Linked DNA regions of Homo sapiens: region 1 is linked to region 2. The links are chromatin loops, found by intact Hi-C in ENCODE. Cell type or tissue: dorsolateral prefrontal cortex. All regions are shown on one strand.

Region 1 (8,000 bases), 370 kb after region 2:
TAAAAGATTCTCTAAATTTGTTGCAAGAAAGTCACAGAAAGCTACCTTTCAATGTCTGTTTTCTATAGCTGGAGGGAAGACTGGTGGTAAAATGACCAACAACCAAAATGAATTATGGATAAACTGAGAGCAAATAAACAATAGGAGTTAAGAAGATGAGGATGTACGTGCCAAAGGGAGAGGGTAGAGAAACCATTGCTAGCAGTCTAGGAGCTCCTGATTTCCACGACTGGACAAAATTGGGAACTACTAAGAAGGTGTGGAGCTACTCACCACCTTCATCAGGTTAGAGTTCTTTATACCATGAAAGTTGTGCTAAGATGGAAATAAAAGCACGAATTGTTTAAATACCTTCAAGCAGAAAGCAGAGATTTAAAATGTTCACGAAGAGGAAGAAACGGAAATATCTACTAGAGAGTCAAGTGGCATTGACAGTGATTGAAATATGACCAGGTTTTCAGTTTTCTGTTGCAGAAAGGAGAAGAGGGAGCTACTTGAGGAAAATATTTGGAATAAAGGAAAAAAGCACACAACTCTTTTCTTAGAAAAGCCTGGTAATGAAGTGATCGAGTTTTATCTTTATTATTTGCCATCAAACTCCTTAACTTAATTAGAATACTTACTGGGTTTCAATATTTTTTATTTTAAATTAAATGTTACCCATTATTTTAATTTTCTTATCCTTTAACCTCTCTTATTTTCAAAACCAGTAAGTTTTCGATTCTTTTATAGAAAAAAACCTGGGCTCATTTTAGCTTCTGTAACTCTGTTAAAGCAGGCTGAAAATGGATTATGTTGAAGATGTTTATTCATGAACAACCAAATATCCCATTCTTTGCTGAAATTACAGCTTTAGTTAATTAGTTACATTGCAGGCATTTACACTTCTGTGGGAGGAGCACAATAGCACAAGTTGCTTACAGGAACAGCTTCAAGAATATCCTGCTCGTAATACTCACACGTTATAAGGACATCAACCATTTAAAATGTGTTTCTTTTTACTCATGTTAATTTGCTGCCTTCTTTTGCTTATCTCTCTGGAATCTTGGCCAATGTATACCTAAATGACCAAGAGTTCTCACCACAAATATTTAATGAAATAGTTTTCTATGAAAATTTGTTTCTTAAGCTTTAGTTCCCAGTGTGTCCGTGAATTCTTTACTCTCTACCTTTGAAATATTCTCTTGCTTTCAGTTTATGTCAACAACTCACCTTGCCTAATCAATCTCTCTTGTCTCTTCTGTTGCAGAAGCTATCATAATGGAAATGGTGGATTTAAGATTCAAGATTTAATTTCCAATTCCATATGCTCTTTGACCACATCCTAAGAAAGCTGTGAGATTTCAGTATCCCATTTTTAAGCAAGCATTTGTTGTAAACAAGTCTGGCAGATGGCCACAACACCTGGGACAATTAAGCCCAAGGGATGCTTGAGTAGTTTCTAAGGCAAGCAGAATCTTCCATCTGCTCAAATGGCACTTTTGGGGTTTAAGCAAGCCTGTGTGGGCTACTCAGGGTTTATTCCCCTCACAAGTCTACTCTTCTGTCTCCAAATACTTGCTGGCTGCCCCTCTAAAAAGTAGAGAAAACAGGAAAATATATATTTACTCTATTTTACAGCTGTCTAACTGCTTTAAAATGGATAACTTAGCTCTGCTGGGCTTATCCTTAAGAAACGAGATCAAACAGTTTTCATGAAATGCCACTCACATTTTAAATGCATGAGTTATTTTGGTTTATTCTGTTCTAGAATTTTCCAAAGCTAGAATTAAATGCTAAATAATCAATTTGCCCATTTAAAAGATATTGGTGCACTATGTAACAGATTGTGGCTACCAACATTCTGAGCCAGTCTTTCCCCTCCAAATGCCCTGCCTTCCCCTACACACATTGAACCTACTATTTAATTTTGTATGATGGAATCTTGCCAGATCAGTATGGGGAATATATTGTTTGGAATCTAGGTTGTTATTCTGAAGGTTTATTTCTTCTGGTAAAAACACAAGAACATTTTCACAGAATACGCAAGGTTTTTTGCTTGTTTCTGTTTGAGACTGCACAGTAAGTTGGCTAGCACAAGGAAGCTCCTACATCCTTGCAAACTTCAGTCAAATTGCCATGTAAAGTCATTGCCAAGTTTTCAAAATTGAGTCTGGACTGCTATTCCAATTCACCACCATTCCGCCTCCATAGCAGATGGTGTTCACTTATGCAGGGGACGCAGATGAAACGGCATGGTGGAGGTGTCATTCCACTGCTAAGGTTTTGAATTTTCTTGCTCTGAAGAACTCGATGCCAAAGAGTAACAACTTATTGATCTTCACTCTCTGTCATCAGCTAGTGTCCATCTTTTTTCCCCATTTCCTCCATCTCACCCACTCCCCAGCATCACTTCTGGGTCATAACTCTTCCCCTTCTGAATTATTTTTTGCAAGCACATTGATGTTTTGCTCATAATTCCTGAATATGCATTTTCAGTCCTGAACCTCAGTGCCTATCTAGCTTTCATATGTAGGCAACCTTATGGTATAACTGGAAGAATCTCCTAAATACTGAGACTTTTTGAAACCTGACAAAAAGTTGAAGAATAAGAGTTTGGCTCTTGGACTCAGATCAGACTCAGATTTGATCTTGACTCTGCCACTTGCTATCAGCATAGCACTGGGGCATATATTTGACCTATGCTATTTGTAAAATGGAAATAAGTATTCTTTGGAAACCTCACAGTGTTTGGAGAATTAAATGAAACTGAATTTATGTTTGGTATGGTAAGTGATACATGATTATGCTCTTCTCACTGCCAATTTCCTGATAGTCGTAAGCGTCCAACATTAGAATTACTGTCTTTGCTCCTTTACCTTCCAAATCAAATCCATCATCATGTTCTATTTATTATGATGCCCGTTTATTTTCTGCATCCATGGCTACAAGCTCAGTCCAGACCATCATCTCAAATCTATATTTTGTATTTAAATTTCTTTACATTTTTCTATCCCTTTAACATAATTAAATTTTCTTTCAATTTTGCAAACATGATTTTAATTCAATTATGTGCCATAGAGATTGCTAGGCCACATTTTCATTAGAGTTGCTTGACTCCTTTGTAAGGCACTATTATTTAAGGCTTGGGCTCTGGAACCAGACTTCTTGAGTTAAAATGCCACCTCAATAACTTATTAGCTATGTAACTTTTAATAACTTACTAATGTCTCTATCTCAGCTGCATCATCTCTAACAAGGATATAATAACAGTATCTTATCTCATAATGGTGGTTATAAGAAAAAAAGGGCATAATGGATATAAACCTGCTTAATACATAGAAAGCACTTGTGATTTTGTTAATCATTATTATCCTCAAATATTTCTTTCAGCATCAGCCTCCCATTTTGAACACGCACAATGACAACCTTTTCATTTTATATCAAAATGAAGCTTCTGCATTTTAGTTCTTTATTAACTTCCTCATAATTGATTCACAGTAAGTTCTTTGACACATGCCTACATCCACACATTAAGCCTGCACATTTACTCACTTATTTTCCTCTCCTCCATGGTCCTGAGGCCCCTAGTCATCTGTGTAATCTCTCTGCAATATGAATTCTCTGACTCAGTAAACCATTATACATATCCATGTTTCTTCATTTTCATTTGATGTATCTTTGGATTCAGTGCACTTCCCTAAATCATTCCCACTTTTTCTTCTAATTTCAAATATCCTGCTTAGAACTCCTTTTCAAGAATCTTTCCCTTTCTACATGCTTCTAAACAAATCATTCTTGTATTCCCTCTGTCTTCAGAACAATTATGTTCTATTTGTGCTATATTAAATCTGTTACACCATAAGCTGGCTTGCATCTTTGTGCTCCAGCCATACTGGTCTCCTGCTGTTCCTGAAGCATGCCAAACACCAATCCATCTCAGGGCTATTGTGCTGGGTTTTCCCTTTAACTGAAAACAATGCTTTTCTCTGGATATCTGCATGATTTATGCTCTCATTTCATTCAGGTCTCTGCTCAAATATCACCACTACAGAGAATCACCATGTCACCCTTACATGTTTCATTTTTCTTTCTAGCATTTGACATATGTAGCTAGCTCTTATGTTTATTGGCTTTTGTTTGTTTCTCCCACTAGAGGGCAGGACCATTATCTGTTTTGTTGACTGTTCAATTCCCAGCTCCTAGCACAATGCCCTTTACGTAGTAGACGCTCAATATTTATGGAATGGATGAATGAATACATTGTAACCTAGCATCACCACCAAAAATAATTCTAAATACTTAAAATGTAGGGACTATGTATTGGATTTTTGTAACATTCCTTCATATATTGCCATAGAGAGAGAAACATCTGGCTTCAGAACAAGACTGGCCCAAATCCCCAAATTCTCAATTACTATTTGAGTAAATCCAAGTAATTTTCTCTCTGAGCCTCAACCTCCCTGTATATAAAATAAGCATAGTCATACTCATTATGATGGATAATTTTATCTGTCAACTATGGTGCCCAGTTGTTTGCTCAAACACCAATATAGATGCTGCTGTGAAGGTATTTAGATGTGATTAACATTTAAATTAGTAGGATTTTGAGTAAAGCAGATTACCCTCCATAAAGCAAGTAGGCTTCATGCAATCAGTTGGCCTTCAGAGAAAAGACTGAGGTTTCCAGAAAGATAAGTAATTCTGCCTCAAGACTGCAGCGTAGAAACCCTGCTTGAGTTTCCAATCTGCAGATTTAGCGCTCAAGATTGCAGTATCAACTCTTCTCTGAATTTCCAGCCTGGTCTGTTCTATAGATTCCAGACCTCCTAGCTCACATAATTGTATAAGCCATTTCCTTAAAATCTGTGTGTGTGTGTGTGTGTGTGTGTGTGTGTGTGTGTGTGTGTGTGCATGTGTGCATTTATATACGTATATACCATATTATTTTTCTCTGAAAAACCTTGACTAATAAAGCTACTTTACTTGAAGTTAGGATTAAATGATGTAATATGTTTAAAACTCTTATTAAATAGTAGCAATTATTACATGGTGAGTAAATAATTTTGCCAGGTTATTATGTCTGCCACATGGCAAGGGCTTAACAAGTATTTGATGAATGAATGAATAAATGAATGCCAGAAAGTGGATGTCTTCTGAACACATATTATTCCAGATGATTGTAAAAGCACATATGGCCAGCGTTACTCATTTCTTAGTATTATTTGAACCAGAACGTACAGCACATTGCATTCCCTGTGAAGGTCTAAAAATGTTATATACATATGCAACATTATTCACTGAAAATAAATCAGAATTTATTTTATGATAGCAAAAGTACTGTTTGAAAATGAAAGGAAGTCGAATGCCAAATTGTTCCATGAATCTTCCAGCAGCTTTGAGATAAGCATAATTTTATATATCTGAACACCCTTCATGAGAGTATTTTGAACACTAGTTAGCTAATTGGGGCAATGTTCTTTGGGGGAAAAACATATTATATAAATGTTGAGTATTTTAGTTTAGATGGAAATGGGAGGTGGTAAGGGATTACAAAAATATTTGAGCATCTGGAAATTAAGTACACAAATTTTAATATATAAATTCAGATGGTGCTCTGGTGAGACCGTGTTATGTTCTAAAGGACTAAAAAGATTGAAACAGTCACTGCTGAATTTTAGCAGATTTTTATGTATTGTAAAGGTATTTTTGCAGTATATGAACTCAGAGGCCTATGAGATGCCCTCACATTTGGGGTCTCCTCAAAGATATCAGCTAGAAGACTAAGAGGTAGACCTATTTGGCAGGGAAGGCAGGGCAAACACCAGGAGAGTGGTAGGAGTCTTTAGTGCCAGCAAGCATATTCTCAAAGCTTCTCCCATATAGAGACATTTAGGGAGTGGATAAGAGGAGAAGGGAATGATTGAAAGGACAAAAACAGGATGCTGGAAACTAAATAGCTTATCCTCGGTTTTGCTTAGCTTCTCAGCTAGAGTCCTTCAAAAGAAAATTATATTTTTTAATTCTACTAGGATTCTTACTGTGGTAAAAATATCCTGAAATTCAGCAGCAATGCTTGTTATCTTCCAGCCTTAATTTAGAACATGGCTCAACCCTGTTGCCCCTGTCTTTCCAATGCCCTGATTTGGTATTTGGGGATAAATGCTCTAAAGAGAAGATATTTATTAATTGGGATCACACCCTGTCTAAATTAGGAAAATATATCTACTACTTTTATATCTGCTTACATCACAAACCTATTCACTGGAATAACCAGATCTTTAAGCATTTTTAAATACTTATTTAAAAATATATTTTAACACTTTTATATTATACTGAGTTTGGCTTATTTCAACAGATGCTGAAGTCAGCCTACCAGCAATAAGATAGGGCAATAAGATAGGGAGCAATAAGATAGGGAAAATAACTGGATTTCAATTCCTTTCTCAGTATTTGAAGTCAAGCCAACTGCAGTTATTGGCCTCTAGATGTGTTCAAGCTGTCACTTTTTTTTTTTCATGAAAGTTATACAAATTAGAACATCAATGAATTGGAGAGATTTGAGAAAAAGAAAGAAGAGAATTAGAGGAACCAAAACCAGTTCATGGACTTCTGCCCCATAGAATCCTAGGTTCCCTAAGTGACATAAAATACTTTGGGGCTATGTGTGGCTGGCAAAGTAAAATTACATTTTGGACATAAGTTGAATCTCTTGTTTGAAAATAAGTGAGTTTTTTCCTAGAGCAATAGAGCTTGCAAAAATGAAGCTCTGAAAGATGAACTATACTTAAAATTCACAGTACATGTGTGCCCCATGTCTTAGCATTTGAAAGTTTTTTCCCACATTGTCTCTTGGCATAATCAATGCTCATTTGACTTGTAGTGAGCCCATGGCTTGGAGTGCACCACTCAAGAACACACAGGGACTGGTAGAGTTATTTAGGAAGAGCCATTGGGAAATCTATTCTAATCCAAGTAATCTGTAATTTGAGGGATCCAATCTCTAAATGCATGCCAATTATACCTTAATTTTTCATTAAGTAAAATGGAATTTGTCACAAATGACTTGTGTTGATATATATGGGTCTAAAGTGCATTCAAGCTGGTAACACCATTAAATAAGCTGTGATACAGGACTCAGCATGTGATTTTTTTTTTTTTTTTACATAGAAATGAAATCAGTTGTCACCAAAGCTTTAAACAGAAGAGAGGAACCTTCCCCCTGCCTCAACCTCTCTAGTTTTATAGCTCCAAGCTACATCAGTATGTATAGACACCAGTATGCACAGACCTTTTAGAAACACTTTTAGACCTTTTTAGAAAAGACTTGCCACCAAAATTAAAAATACTTACCAAACTAGATTGTAAAAGGAAAGATGTATGTTTTTACTTATTGCTTTTCAATTTTGATAAATTTCAGGTGTATCATTCTCTGCATAGCTCATCACTGTGCTCTTTCAAATGTTTCCCTTCCCAGAAATACACACATATTTATATATAAGTGATATATATACACATGCATACATTCATATATATCACATATTTTATATATAATACATATACTTGCCAAATTAGCATTCACCAACACACATGCAAAAAATTATCTTCATGAAATATTTTGTGCTTCCAGGTGAGGTGACAGGTCTGACTTCAGAAACCTGTCACTAAAGAGCTAGATAGCCTGGCAGTGCTTCAGATTTGCCAGTTGAAAACATGTTGGCCACAGGTTTTATTGTCCAGATCTGCTCAGTGAAACCCCACAGCAACAATGGTCATTACCAATAAGGCTACTAGATATTATCAGAGAATCTAGAGACCATAAATTGACATGCTGTATGCATAAATTTGCATATGGAATCAAGAAGCTCTTCATTCCAAGTGGGAAAATAAAGTGACTTCCTGAAAGCAGTGTTCTTATGTTTAATCTCAATGATCATGTCAGGACATCTGAAAGTTACAAGGCGTTGTGTCATGATGCTTTAGAAGGAGTGTGGTAGAAATGCCTGTGTTTCTAGTGACTG
Region 2 (8,000 bases):
GTGAGACTTCCATGTTGTACATGGAAAAGAATATCCATCTTTTTTTTACTAGAATTGTAACCTGGTGAGTGATCAAACTCTGTTTCATGAATTTGAACAAGACTACTATTTTCAGTAACATTCAGTTATCAGGTACTCCCTAAGATATTGGGAATATACAGAATAATATGACAGGTCTCCTATGGCATGGTTTCTCTTAGACATCCACCTAGAAACTGTTACAGTAGAAAGAGGTCCGTGCACAAGCAACAAGGAAGAATAACTTTTCTTGGAGGCATCAGAGCTTTATAAAGGGGTAATAGTTTGTTGGATCTTAATAGATAAGTAGGAAATAACATGGGTTTTGCAGGAATGGAGATTTGGCAATAATTAGAATATTCCAAGCAGATATTCTGGGAGCAGCAATTTGCTTATGTCACATCTCCCTAAAATTTTTGTTTAGGAACCTTAGGAAAGTTAACAACATTCAATTTCACCACCATCTACGGTCTAATGTGCCATAGTAATCAGCCTGAACACTCAGATATTAAAAAGGCATGAGGGCCTATACGGCGTAGCCTGTACTTTCTTATTTTCTGAGTAAAACAAAAAATCCTAAAAAGGAAATAGTTGATGGCTAACATATTTTTAACACTAACCTAGTTTTACCTGTAATTATTTATTAAAGTCTGAATCAATGAAACCTAAAAGTTTCTGTCGGGAAAATGCAACTATTATAAGCAATACCTTGAGGGAATCCCAATTATACTGGGTCATATTACTCTTTCAAGGATAACCTGGTTCAATGATCTAAACTGTCCCAGTTTCTCAGAAACCTGAAATCTGCAAATTTTCAGAAATAAATGTGACTCCCAAGAGCAGCCCAAACCCATTAGATTCTTGAAATAAGCCAGGCATATAGCTTAATGAACAAAAAGTATTAATTTTCTCACCTGTAAAATGAGGGAAATAGTAGGGCTATTCTAAAGACTAAATAAATGAGTGTGTATATGCATGTGTGTGTCTGTGTGTGTGTGAGAGAGACAGAGAGAACAGCGCAAGTAGCAAGCACGATATAAGAGTTGCTTGCAATTTTTAATTATAGCCCTTGGCTCCCAGTGAAGATTTCTCTCACAAGCATACACACACATATGCACAGTGCACGCGCACATACACATACAACCACACACACACACATCTTTGTTCAAAACCGTTTTATATGTGTCCTTCAAAAACAACGATGTACATAAAGCACAATGGGATCTCTTAAAGTTAAATAAATGCAATACATAAATTCTGAATATTTCCTTGGAACTCAGACCTATTCAAATGTGGTTGAACCACCATCTAAAGAAAGACATAGAACCTGAGGTAGAGTATTTGGCTCTTCTCTGAGCAAAAGTAGGAAGAGCACAATTGTCTGTTTGCTTCAGCTGACATGTTTAATGCTTCCTGTGAATTCTGTCTCCTCATATCTTTATATAAAAGCCTTTTAGCACAGTTTTAAATATTTTCAGCCAAAAAATATGAAAGGTTTGAAAGGCCTCTTAGTCATCCTCAATGTTTGTTTTTTCCTCAATGTTGGTATGACAAAACTCTTTACAAGGTACTTTTTTTATGGAATAAAAAAGTGTTTAGAAAATAAGAGCAAAATAGATTTATTGGAGGAGACCATGACATTTTGATAAAGTTGAGGATCACTTAAAATCGTTTTGAATTAAATAGATGAAGTTTCATTAGAATGTAGTTAACATGCTAAAACAAAATAGGTAATTCCCATTAATTTTAAAACATAGCTTTCCCTAAAAAATATCTATCTGTCTATCTATCCATCTATCTATATATGTATGTATATATTTCAGCTTAGGAAAAAAAGTTTATTGCTTAGAGATGTTCTGTTAAGAACATGTTAGTGTCCTATTAACTTTTTTATGAAATATTTCCGACACTCTTATTTTTTGCTTTTTCAGAGTACAGGCTATTTGTGCCATTATTAGGCCAGTTCAGTACTTCATTGCAAAATAATGGGCAGGGGAAAAGCATTGCCAAGCATTGGCAGAGCTAATGATGCTAGGAAACAGTCATAGGAAGAAACTGTTTTTATTTTTTTATTTTTTATTATTTTATTTTATTTTTATTTATTTTTTTTTTGAGACAGAGTCTTGCTCTGTTGCCCAAGCTGGAGTACAGTGGCACGATCTCGGCTCACTGCAACCTCTGCCTCCTGGGTTCAAGCGATTCTTCTGCCTCAGCCTCCTGAGTAGCTGAGACTACAGGTGCCCACCACCACACCCAGCTAATTTTTTTAATTTTTATTTTTAGTAGAGACGGGGTTTCACTGTGTTAGCAGGATGGTCTCAATCCCCTGACCTCGTGATCCACCTGCCTCGGCCTCCCAAAATGCTGGGATTACAGGCATGAGCCACTGTGCCCAGCCCAGAAAGAAACTCTTGAACAAATCACAATAGCATTCATTCCCAAGAAAACACAAATTATAACTAAAAAATATTTATTTTTTATGTTATTCCTTATGGTTTGAAGATATGAACAAGCTATCAGTAATGCTGAATACAAACTCGTTGCCAGAAAATTTGGACAATTTTTGCCAAATTGACAGAGAATACCCACTATTTTCCTGGGAGTTGGGGGTGAGGGTAAGTGAGGATAAATATAAAAAAAGAGGGGATGACAAGTTGAGATTGTGTTAGGGATACCAACAGTGTAGATTTACTGAAGTAACATGATAATGAGGCATGAAATAATAAATCCTGTTCCTGAAAACCTGGAGCTGTGTAAATGCTGACGCATTTTATGCTGTGCCATAGATAGCACTGAAGAGACAAATCCAAAAAGCACTTACTGATTCAGAAAAAAAGAAGAAACTCAAACCACAAATCATCAAATGAAAAACATCTTTTCATGTTTTCAGTACCTCTGCACTTTACATTCTGTTCCTCTTCCCACACTTCAAGCCCTCCCTCAAGCTGCCAGCTGGAATATTTTGATTGAGAGCAGTACACATAAACAATTACACTTTGTGACATTCGATATAGTAGGCCCAGAGGGCTAGAGGTGGATTTAGTAGAGAATACATGGTCAGCTGAAGCCATTTGGAATGTTAGGCTGGAAAAGATCAGAAAACTGTACCTGATAGATTCCTTTTTAGTGTGTCTGGAGTCAGCATCTGAGAAAGCAGTGATCTACCATTTTTATGTAACTGTGGTGTTCCACCTGTAGTTTCAGAGTATGGGATTCATCTCATTGCCAACTCCCATCTGGTAGATATGCCTGTTTCCTTCTACCTGACTAGATCTGGAAAAAAGACTTTTAATGCCGGTGCATCAGTGCCTCAATCTAAGATTTCATTTTCATCAAGCTAGAGTGGGTATCATGAAGTTATTTCAAGGGAATCTGTGAAAAACTCCTCTAAGTTATAGGAAAAAAGTTTATTTATGTTTGCCTGTTTCTACATCCATTGCTTTATACCTACCATCAGATTCCCAGGGGATCCACTACCCTCTCAAGATGAAAGAAAGCCACATTATAATTAGAACCTAAAGGCTCTGATTGTCCAAAAATGACCCAGTGACCTGCTAATTACAAAACTCAATTCCTTTGTGCCTCCCCACTCTCTCTCTCTCTTTCTGACATTCATGTTATCATTTTCTCCTTGTTTCCTGCTCCCTGGTAAATTGCTTTTCAGTTTTTTTCTCTCTGCTCTTCCTTCACTTCCCAGTAAATGAAACTGTTTTTCTTTATAATGAACTATTCTGTTCTCTCTCACTTTTATTCTCCTTTGGATGACTCTTGTGGCTTCAACTTGGCTTGACTTGTGTGGTTGACTTCAATTAAACACTATCAGCCATGCCCATTCTCCCAAATTTGTAAGCTTTCTATCATCCTACACATATGTTTCTATTCACCTACTAAATATACCTGTTGAGAATTGACAATTTCAGCCCCAAACACATATTATAAGTTTATCCTCTTCCATTGCTTTCCAACAAAACCACCCTCCACCCCAGATTAACATCCTCCTCTGTTGTTTCTTGGATTTCTACAATTATTTTTTAACTACTTGATACACGATTTCCTTTAAATTTCCCTTCTCTCTTTTTTTGGGATATATTCATTCACCTCATGGAACATAGAATATCTTTTCATAATTAAAATCTGATCAAATTTTTCAATGTTTTCTTATAGATTTCTGTACTACATCAAAAACATCACGTTGTTCCTTGTTCAGTCCCTTAGTATCTCTAGGCTTCAATAATTTCAACATTCTCTTGGCTGGTCTTGCTTCTTCCTTTCAATATGCTCACCACATGTTAAATCACCATTGTGACTACTTACTCAGGTCACCAGAAGAATGTTTCTTCACTGCCAAAAGGAGATGTCCAGCGATCTTACTAATCATTTAAGGTTGCAGTTTCCTTTACAATTTCATTACCACCATTTCCTTTCACAAAACACATATTCTTAGCTTTTTTCCTACATGGATATCATATTTTCGTGTTTCTGACTGGTTATTCTTCTCTATTTGGAAAGCTCTTCTGTTGTGTTTAAGCATCAAGGTATTACCCAATCTTTAAAATAAGGGAATAATAGCAAATCATACTGCCACCACAGTACATTTTCCAGACGCTACAATCAATCTTTACATACTATAAACAAAATCTTTGATCTATACTTTTTTGAAGTAGTGTATTATTTTGACTGTGAATTATTGTTATATATGTATATGCCTGACCTTCTATTCCAGGAAGGTAATAAGCTTCTTAAATGCTATTTCCTTTTCTAATTAATTCTTCTATCTTTCACATTTCTGTTTCCTTGGATAAATAAATTGCTTTCCTCTACTGAAAACAAAGAAGCAAACAAACATATCAATGTTCCACACTTCTTTATATAATAAAATGCAACTTCTTCTGCATGGATTCAAAGTCTTTTTTTCTTTTTTATTGCCACCACCAGTAGCATGTACTATATTTTTCTATAACCACAGAACACTTATTTCCCAAAACACATCATACACTTACACTTTTCAGGTTTCACTTTTTATTCTTTAGATTTCAATCCTTTTTATTATTATTATTATTATTTGCTTTTTTTTCCCTTTTAACCACTGTACTCTGTTTTTCTGTGAACCTTAAGTCTGGATTAGATGCCTCTCTTATGTCTCCCTATAATGTTTTGTGCATTTCACTTAGCACACTGTATTGTGAATCACTTGCTCACCAGCTTCTCTGCTTATCAACTCTAAGTTTCTGAAAGACAGAAATTATGTTTTATCTCTAAATCCCTGGTGCCAGCAGGATGTGCCAGTTGGAATTAATCTCTTTCCCTCCTATAGGCCACATGCCTCCTTTATCCTCTCTCATGGAATGTTTTACCTTGCATTTTGTAAATTCATCATTATTTACATGTGTGCCTACCACCCCACTCAGGCTCCAGTGTTACCTCCTCCAGAAAACCATTCTTGACACCCAGCAGCTAGGCTAAATCTCTTCCCTTGACTTCTCATATCTCATAATATATTTATGATATTATATTGATATCATTTGTAACATTTAAATTCCAGTCCCTAATGTGACAACTCTTAGAGCTTGCAGGGGAAACCAGCCTGATTACCCTTTTTAGTCCTCATGTCCGGAAAAGTACTTGATGCAGTTCATAATAAATGTTAAACCTACTTAAACTCCATTGATAGCAGGAATCAGACTTCACTATTTTTGTATACCCAGGGCTTGGTCTAAGGCTATGAACGCAGTAGATAGACAGTGCATATTTTATAAACGAATGAATGACTTAATGTAGCTAAATTAGTGACATAAATTTTATTTTTTCTTTTGAAGTAAATAGAATTCTCCAGAATATTCAACAGTTTTAAACATATTTTTTTCTGCATTCTCTGACTTAGGCAAGATTTATTTTATGTGATTAGCTCAATAGAAAACAAATAGTACTTTATTTCCTTAATACATTTTTATATTTGAACATAAATAAAAATTACTAAATGCCTCAAAATCCTGGCCCGTTGTTTTATCTCCTACTTTTATTTCCAGCAGTGGTGTTACAGACAGAGAGAGGTTGCATCTAGAGTGAGCAATTCACATATTTACCTGGCTGCCAGAAACCAAAATCATGGAATTGTTTTATAACCCTGAGCACGATTTGCAAATTGAAAATGTCATTGTAAATATGCAAATATTATGGAAATGTTCTTACTGATTAGGATAATTTTAAGAAACCTAATTATGTTCCTGGCCTACCCATCTGTGAGAGCAGTCAATCAGCAAACTGGTTATCATATTTAGATTAAAAGCTATTAGACAGGAATAATACCTGTAAAAGAACCAATAAACTCAGGAGATGCTAAATTTTGTCTTTGTTTAAAATTACAGCAATTGCATGCAGATTATAAATAAATAATAAGCATACTTTTATCAAGGTCCTATGGCTGTACTTTTAGATATACCCCATCTACCTGAATTAGAATTAACACATTAAAAATATTAGTGGAACCTGAGAAATGCCATTTTGAATTTAGTTCATACTTGAAATATTAAGGTTGCTAAAATTTACTTTTATCATTGAATACCAAAACTCAGAATAAAATCTCAATATATGTGGTTTATCATAAGAGTTCATATCCAGAACTCATTTTGGCTTTTCTTTCAGGGAGAAAACCACTTAGAAATATGCCGTCATGTTTATACTTTTATATTTGCTGCAGGTGTTTGGTACTGGATCTTCTATTGCTTTCCTTTTTCTTGCTTTCATTTAAAAAAATTATTCTGTCAGCAATATATGGTTTTTGATTTGTAGGAAAAGATTTTACATCAGTTGAATAATCTATGACTTTAATGAAAGAAACGGAATAGAGGACAAAGAGTGCTATTCCTAAAATATTAACTGCTTCCTATTAGTATAAATTTATCACTGACGTATCTGTTTTCTTCATTTTTTAAAAGGAATTGCAACAATATCTAGCTAACCTGGCTGAACAGTGCAGTGCTGATAATAATGGAGTGGAGCTCCCAGTTGTAATAATTCTTGATAATCTTCATCATGTGGGCTCTCTGAGTGATATCTTCAATGGTTTTCTCAATTGTAAATACAACAAATGGTATGCTTATCAAATATTCTGAATAATGAAATATGAAATAATTATCATCAAATTTGCCTTCTTGTACCTGTATGCATTTTTAAAATTTGTTTAATATTTAATTTTTATTTTTTAAATTGACAGATAAAACTGTACATATTGATTGTGTACACCATGATGTTTTGAAGTAAATGTACACTGTAGAATGATTAACTCCAGCTAATTAACATGTGAACTACCTCAGTAGTTATTATTTTTAGACTTACAATGGCTGTCATTAATTTGAGAAACCCTCTTTAATATTATACCACAGTTTTAAAGACTCCATATGCATTCCTTAGAATATCTATGTATTCATTCAACAACCATATCCCAGGCACTCTTATGGAAACATTACTTCCTTGATGATGTTAGCTTCTGCAGACATGATGAACATTTGCGAAACCAACAACAACGTTGGAATAGTTTTAATCAGGAAAATTAAAAACTAACTGGAGCCTTTAGAGCTCTGGTTTCATTCTCAGTTCATATTAAAGTTTAAATTCAACCTTTCTATAGAGATAAACTTAATATATTCAGATATAGCTCCCTCTATTAATGAGTATGATTTTTAACTATTTACAATAAAAGGAAAGGTTAAAGTAAGGTATTAAAAAATCTTAAAACCCACTAAAGATTCATTGTGGCATGGCCTCTAAAGAAAGGACATATAAGAATATCAACATAAAATAAATAGTTTTAATAGTGTCAAATATTCCAATTATCTCTGCTAGAGATTTTTGGAAGTTACAAACGATCAGCATAAAATAAGGAATGAAAGAATACAAATTTTCTCACAATATTAATATTCTTTAACATAACTATGAAATATTAAAATAGTAAAAGTTAATAAATTTTATCATAAGCATTATAA

Evidence for each region. Hi-C counts contacts between places; a loop is a spot of excess contacts. Peaks named below come from ENCODE experiments on the same cell type or tissue, not always from the same donor. Only the 100,000 strongest peaks of a DNase experiment are listed, where the experiment ranks them.
Region 1: a loop joins it to region 2, with 4 times the contacts of the local background. A loop is called at or near these places in 4 of 110 quality-filtered maps.

The regions. Positions count from the first base shown.
Region 1 is chr12:78,558,667-78,566,666 of GRCh38, forward strand. No RefSeq gene overlaps it. Among named protein-coding and RNA genes, the nearest start is that of LINC02424, 200 kb to the left of the region's middle. In dorsolateral prefrontal cortex, a CTCF peak has its summit at 4,109 (motif pointing right); a DNase peak (open chromatin) is centred at 2,205; H3K27ac peaks cover 6,532 bases.
Region 2 is chr12:78,190,294-78,198,293 of GRCh38, forward strand. NAV3 (neuron navigator 3) reads left to right here. Exons shown (of 40, transcript NM_001024383.2): 35 at 6,954-7,108. Among named protein-coding and RNA genes, the nearest start is that of LINC02424, 170 kb to the right of the region's middle. In dorsolateral prefrontal cortex, no CTCF peak of the experiment used is centred here; no DNase peak of the experiment used is centred here; H3K27ac peaks cover 4,837 bases.